2 separate regions of the Homo sapiens genome follow, and region 2 is linked to region 1. The links are chromatin loops, found by intact Hi-C in ENCODE. Cell type or tissue: heart left ventricle. All regions are shown on one strand. Links, peaks and the distances in the headings refer to the core of each region. The heading gives the core; the rest is flanking DNA.

Region 1 (2,902 bases), core at 249-2,748:
AGGGTGTCATGATTTTTAAACCATTCTAGTTAATATAGAACTGTCCTATTATACCATTGACACTTAAATAATGAGACTCTAATGAGGGTTAGCTAAGACTCAAGTGACTGTAACCAAAATGATTTCTTGCTGCTGATGTAGACGACTGTAGGATCGTCCATTTCTTTGGCATCGTGACGTTAGGCGTTCAGTGCCTGTGTGAAAGCGAAGGGTGGAGAGGGACCCTCTGAGCCTGTAGAAGGCCCATTTCCCAATTCCCACTGGGGGGCTTCCAGCGCACTTTCTGGGTACTTAGTTCACGAGGTCTTTTTGAGTCTGCCGAAGGAGATCTTAGCTACCAATGAAGACCAAAGAGTCCGGGTCGAAGGCCTCTTCTCAGTGTTCTTCCCCTTGTGATGTCCTCAGCATCTGACACAGGGCCTGGCATGTTCACTATCTGATAAGCCCCTGTTGCGTGAAGTCCTTGAATGCCGATAGCGTTCCCTGAGGTTGGCCTTGTCCTGTCTTCCTGTAGATGGCTCTGGAATTTTTGACGCGCAGGAGGTGGGGCCTCTGAACTTTGCTGCCTGAGCACTTGAGCCAAGAGAGTGTTAGTTGACATTAGGCACATAGACTGCTTTTGCTTTGACTGACAGATCTTGGTTGAAGGGAGAGGGTGGGAAAAGCTGAACCAGCCCTGGTACAGGGACTGCTCCCAGCAAGTCAGTTTCCACCCCACCCTCCTGTTCAGTGCTTTTTTTTTTTTTTTTTTTTTTTTAAGACGGAGTCTTGCTTTGCCAGGCTGGAGTGCAGTGGCACAATCTCGGCTCACTTCAACCTCCGCCTCCCAAGTTCAAGTGATTCTCCTGCCTCAGCCTCCCGAGGAGCTGGGACTACAGGTGCATGCCACCATGCCTAGCTAATTTTTGTATTTTTAGTAGAGATGGGGTTTCACCGTGTTAGCCAGGATGGTCTCGATCTCTTGACCTCGTGATCCACCCGCCTCAGCCTCCCAAAGTGCTGGGATTACAGGCGTGAGCCACCACACCTGGCCCTCAGTGCTGACTTTGAGGGATGCTCCTGACCTGTGTGTGGCAGCTGCTCGGGGTCTGGGTTGCCTTGGTCCAGGTAGAAATCCCCTAGAGGGTTGTCGTGGGACTCAGGTCTTTGAAGAGACTGGACACTTGAACTGTGCCCCAGCAATGGCCGGAGTTGGTGCTCTGTGCTCCAGAAGAGGGGACTTGCCGGGTGGCCATCGCCATTCCTTGTTCGTTCCCGGCAAGCAAAATTGGACCACTTTACTGTTGCATCTGGTTTGAAGAGACTTTCATTTCTATTTGGGGAGAAGAACACTCAAACACAGCGAGACAGCTGCCAGACGGTGCCTGGCTTTCGCCTCTGTCTCGCTCCTCCTGGCCGCGTTAGTGTCCCTGGGTATCACCCCATGCCGCGTGCTCCGTATGTGTTCCTCGAATCTGAAAGGCGCTGATGAAATGCTTGCTGCAGCTTTGTTAGGACACAGGCGGTCATGCTTTAGGCTGCTGCGGGGACAGAGGCATTATGCAGCCTGTAGGAGCCATGGCCAGTGCATGGTCACTCTGCATGGCAGCCTTGTAGACCCAGCTGGGACACTTCAGGGACAGCTGGAGACCTCCTGTTGCTCTTGACTGGGGTTACCATGACCGCTAGCTCTTCACTGAGGCCAGACCCAGTGAGTGCAGATTCCTGGTGCTGGCCGATGAGGCCCTAGGAAAGACGCACCTATGGTCAGTCTGTCTTGGCTTCAATTTACTCAGAATAATGTAGTCCTGTGAGAGAGAGAGAAGCTAGGGAGCTGTGGTGCATCAGCTAGTAAAGATGTTAGAAAATTGTCAAAACAAAAACGATGTGGCATTTACAGGTTGAATGCATGAATGAATGCACACGTGCATTTTATGATGTGACACTGTCCCTGATGCAAAAATCAGGTGGGTTACTGCATCTGTGGTGATGGGGTGGGTCCATCTGCAATGTTTCTGAAAAAAACATCATAAAGCAAGGTTGGTTTTGGGAAGGGTGCCTTTCTTTTCTATTTCATATGTCACCAGCTGCTCCGTGTGTTTTCTGTCCCATTATGATTTTCCTGAGATGGCTCTTCACTCTGTCTCTGGGCCTCCTTGTGTTTAATTTATTTGTTTTTGAGACAGGGTCTCACTTTGTTGCCCAGGCTGGAGTGCAGTGGTGTGATCATAGCTCACTGCAGCCTCAAACTCCTGGGCTCAAGAGATCCTCCCGCCTCAGCTTCCTGAGCAGATAGGACTATAGGTGCGCACCACCACATCCGGCTAATATTTTCTTTTTTATAGAGACAGGATCTTGCTATATTGCTCAGGCTTGTCTTGAACTTAAGCTATCCTCCCACCTTGGCCTCTCAAAGTGCTGGAATTCCAGGTGTGAGCTGCCGGACCCAGCCCCTTGTGTTTTAAATGGCTCTGCTTCCCAGGACCCAGCCACCAGCTGGAGTGAGTCCTGCTCCCCAGAAAGGCCAGAAGCCTGCGGCCAGGCTTCTCTTCAACTTTTGCCCAAACAAATTTCCCATCTTCCTTTACCTTAGAGAGTGAGAACACCGTAAAGATGAAGAATAAGCGCGCCTGCTTCCCTTCAGGGTTTTCCATCCTCCAGCCCCTCATGCAGTCCTGTCCTGGTGCAAGGGAGGTGGTGCCTGTCCCTTTTCAGGAGTTCCACCCACTCTGCCTCTTCTTGCTCTGCTTCTTAGGGGCCCATGGCTCACAGCTGTGTCTGGGACGTGTCATTCAGGAGGTGGTTTAGGGTTAGTGAGATCGGCAGCCCCACAGGACCCTGCTGTTGGAAACCCACGTGTGGATGCCCCGATGCCTGGTGCCATAGGGTATGGCGTGTGAGGAGCTCAGCCAGTGCCTTCTCT
Region 2 (2,902 bases), core at 87-2,586, 140 kb after region 1:
TTAAAAAAAAAAAATTTTTTTTTAAATCACTGGGAAAAGAAATAATTATAAGAGAGTACCTGCGTTTCTACCCATACCCGAGGTTTTCTTGTTTGTGATCATTAAATAAGTGGATGGTGTTGCTCTGGTGGTGTGCTGGACATATTTTCTCAAACCAGAGGTGCACTATAGTCCACCATGCTTTGTTCCAAAATTTGTAGTGGAGGTCTACCTCATGCCTCGTTTTGTGCCAGGCACAAATGAAATCCAGAGATGAACATCTTGGGGTGCCTGCCTTAGCAGGCAAGACTCTTGGTTGAAGGGACAGCAGGTGGGCCTTGGGGCCAGGCATCCTTGGGAGATGCCTCCATCCCCACCATTGCTTGGCTTTGTTGCTTTGGGCAAGTCACATGACCTCTTGGAGCCCGTTTCATCCTTGTAGGATGGGGTTACTGATACCCACCTCATTGCACTAAGTGGGCCAGTGAATGTACAGTTCAGTACCTTCCTCATGCAGTTGGCATCTCTATTGTCACTGTCACTTAGAGGCCAGAGGACAGGCAGGACCCAGACACTGGAGTGCATTTGATGCCAGGCTGTGGAATTTGAATTTTACAAAGAGGAGTCATGTTTCCATTTACTAATTACACGATTAACTGGAGAATATGCTAAAGTCCCCCATTGTCACAAATTACAGTTTCTTTCTTACTTTTGCATTTCTGTGTTTGCTGCAGCCCAGCAGGAGGTCCATTAAACCAAAAGGACTCATTATCTCCTCAGGACAGGGATGGTGAGGGAGGAGGCTGGCTTGCAGACACCTGCCCTTGCTGTCCTCAGCAGGAAAGGGTGGGGAGCTCGAGAAGGAGAAGCCCACACGCCCTTCTGTCCTTGGACTGTGTAGACCTTCTTAGGGTGGCTTCATTATTTGCCAGGCAGTAAACTCCCTGATTATCAGACACATCTGTATGCCAAGCGAAGTATTAAAACAGACTCTTTGCAAAGCCTATGGAAGTGTTTTTTGGGCAACCACTCTTGGTACTGTTTTCATGCATGACCTTGGATAATTGACATTTGTCTGTGGTTCAAACTGGAGATGTCCAGTGCTTACAGATACCTAAAGATTGCTGTGTAGTAATTTGCATTCTTTAGTAAGTTTTTCCAAGAAGTTTTATATCTTCTTTCTGTGAGAGTACAGCTGGGCTGGGCAGTGTGGTCCATGCCTGTAATCTCAGCTACTCTGGGAGGCTGGTTGTGGGGGCATCTGTTGCCTGGAGGTCTCTGGAATAATACAACACAGGGCCCTGAGCCCCAGAAATGCTGGCTTATTCCTCTTGAGTTTCCTCCTCAGTTAAGGGATTATTCAGGTTTCCAAAACACACAGTCTCTTATGACCTGAGAAAGGTCTCTCATTTGCATTTGCTCATTACGGTGGGTAATAGACTGGAAGTATGACCTTTCTCCAGTTAACGACCCTTCCCCACAGACGAGGCTTGCGTGCCTGTGTCTATAGCACATAGTGCGCCTGAGCTGATGATGTGGCTCTTCTGAACAGCTGCGGTGGCAGCCCTGAGGCCAAGGCCCCGGCTACTCTAGGGTGGGTGTGGGGTGGGAGGTGTGCTTTCCCACCAAAGGAAGTCTGGTTGTATAGGCAGACTTGTCTCCCCGGTGGTTAGGGCTGTCTGAGGAGCTGCTCTTGTTTCCAAGAGTTTCAGGTACGTAGTGTACTGAGGGGAGCCCCCAGGATTAATACACAAAGTGGATGACACCTCCAGGTTACTAGAGAGGCAAACCTCACCCCCCCAGGACGGTCCCTTGCAAACCCTTGCAGTCCGCCATATCCATCTTTCCCACTGGATTCCAGTTCTCCAAGGAAAAGCCAGGGCCTGGAGCCAGGGCCACGCTGCCCGGTGTCCCAGCCCAGCAGGCATCAGGGTGGGTGGGGAGCCTGGGCTGCCCGGAGGGGTGCTCCCTCTATGCCCTTGTACCCCACGTGGCTCCTTCTTTGAAGCTGTGTCTCAGTCCCAGGGGAGAGCCTTCCAGGATGGAGGTTGAGAGGAGGGGAACGTGCATGGCTCTGTCTTCATCTCTGCGGTGACTTGCGTCGTAGGAGAGCTTTGGTGTGGGCTGTGCTGGCCAGTCATCACAGTGCCCTGCAGGGCGCAGGGCTGAGGGCAGGCTGACCAGACCTTCCATGAAGAGATCGGGCTGGCGGGGACACTGGAGTCCTCACTCTGCTGAGTCCAGCTCTGCCACACGTGGGCTATTCTGAGCTATGGCGAGTCATCATCCTCAGTTTCCCTTTGGCGAAGTGGGCCCAGTGATGCCCAGGAGCACCTTTTGAGGGTTGAGTGTGCAGCTTTAAATGCGAATGCCCACGATTCTGTGTTCTCCAGCCAAGTGTGGGGTACCCAGACCTCTTCCAGTTCTTGCCCTTCTTTTAAGTGGTTTGCATGAGATCCTCCAAGCACTGTCACTTTTTGAAACCCTGGCTTTTGTTTCCAGTTTCCTTTTCCAACAATAACAGGAACTTTGTGTTTAGTGGTTGGTGGTTCCACCTTCACTTAATGGGTTCGTCATCTCTCTGGGCATGTGAGCAGGGCTCGGGATCACGTCTCTGCTATAGAGACACACGGTGAAAACAGGCTTCAGCAGAGAACCACCGTTTGAATTATATGATGGCTTAAAGAAAGCTCTGTGTCTACTTCTGACATCTGTGTTTCTTGGTATGATGCTGGCACCTTAAAACATTTTTGCCCGTGTCTAGTAATATAGGAATTCATTCACTCATTTATTTATTCAACAAAATTTTCTTTGCTATTTGCAAAAATGTTATTTGCTATAGCAAATAAAAGCTATGCTCTATGCAATGGAAGAACACAGGTATGAACTATACAAGATTAATTCCTTTACAAAACTCTTAATA

What was found. Hi-C counts contacts between places; a loop is a spot of excess contacts. Peaks named below come from ENCODE experiments on the same cell type or tissue, not always from the same donor. Only the 100,000 strongest peaks of a DNase experiment are listed, where the experiment ranks them.
Region 2: a loop joins it to region 1, with 2.0 times the contacts of the local background. A loop is called at or near these places in 2 of 110 quality-filtered maps.

The regions. Positions count from the first base shown.
Region 1 is chr18:13,271,161-13,274,062 of GRCh38, forward strand. All of the region lies in intron 1 of LDLRAD4 (low density lipoprotein receptor class A domain containing 4), which reads left to right. Among named protein-coding and RNA genes, the nearest start is that of C18orf15, 33 kb to the left of the region's middle. RefSeq lists an enhancer at 1,430-1,929. In heart left ventricle, for the core only: no CTCF peak of the experiment used is centred there; a DNase peak (open chromatin) is centred at 1,415; H3K27ac peaks cover 1,378 bases.
Region 2 is chr18:13,413,900-13,416,801 of GRCh38, forward strand. The region is part of intron 3 of LDLRAD4 (low density lipoprotein receptor class A domain containing 4); the gene reads left to right. Among named protein-coding and RNA genes, the nearest start is that of LDLRAD4-AS1, 12 kb to the right of the region's middle. In heart left ventricle, for the core only: no CTCF peak of the experiment used is centred there; no DNase peak of the experiment used is centred there.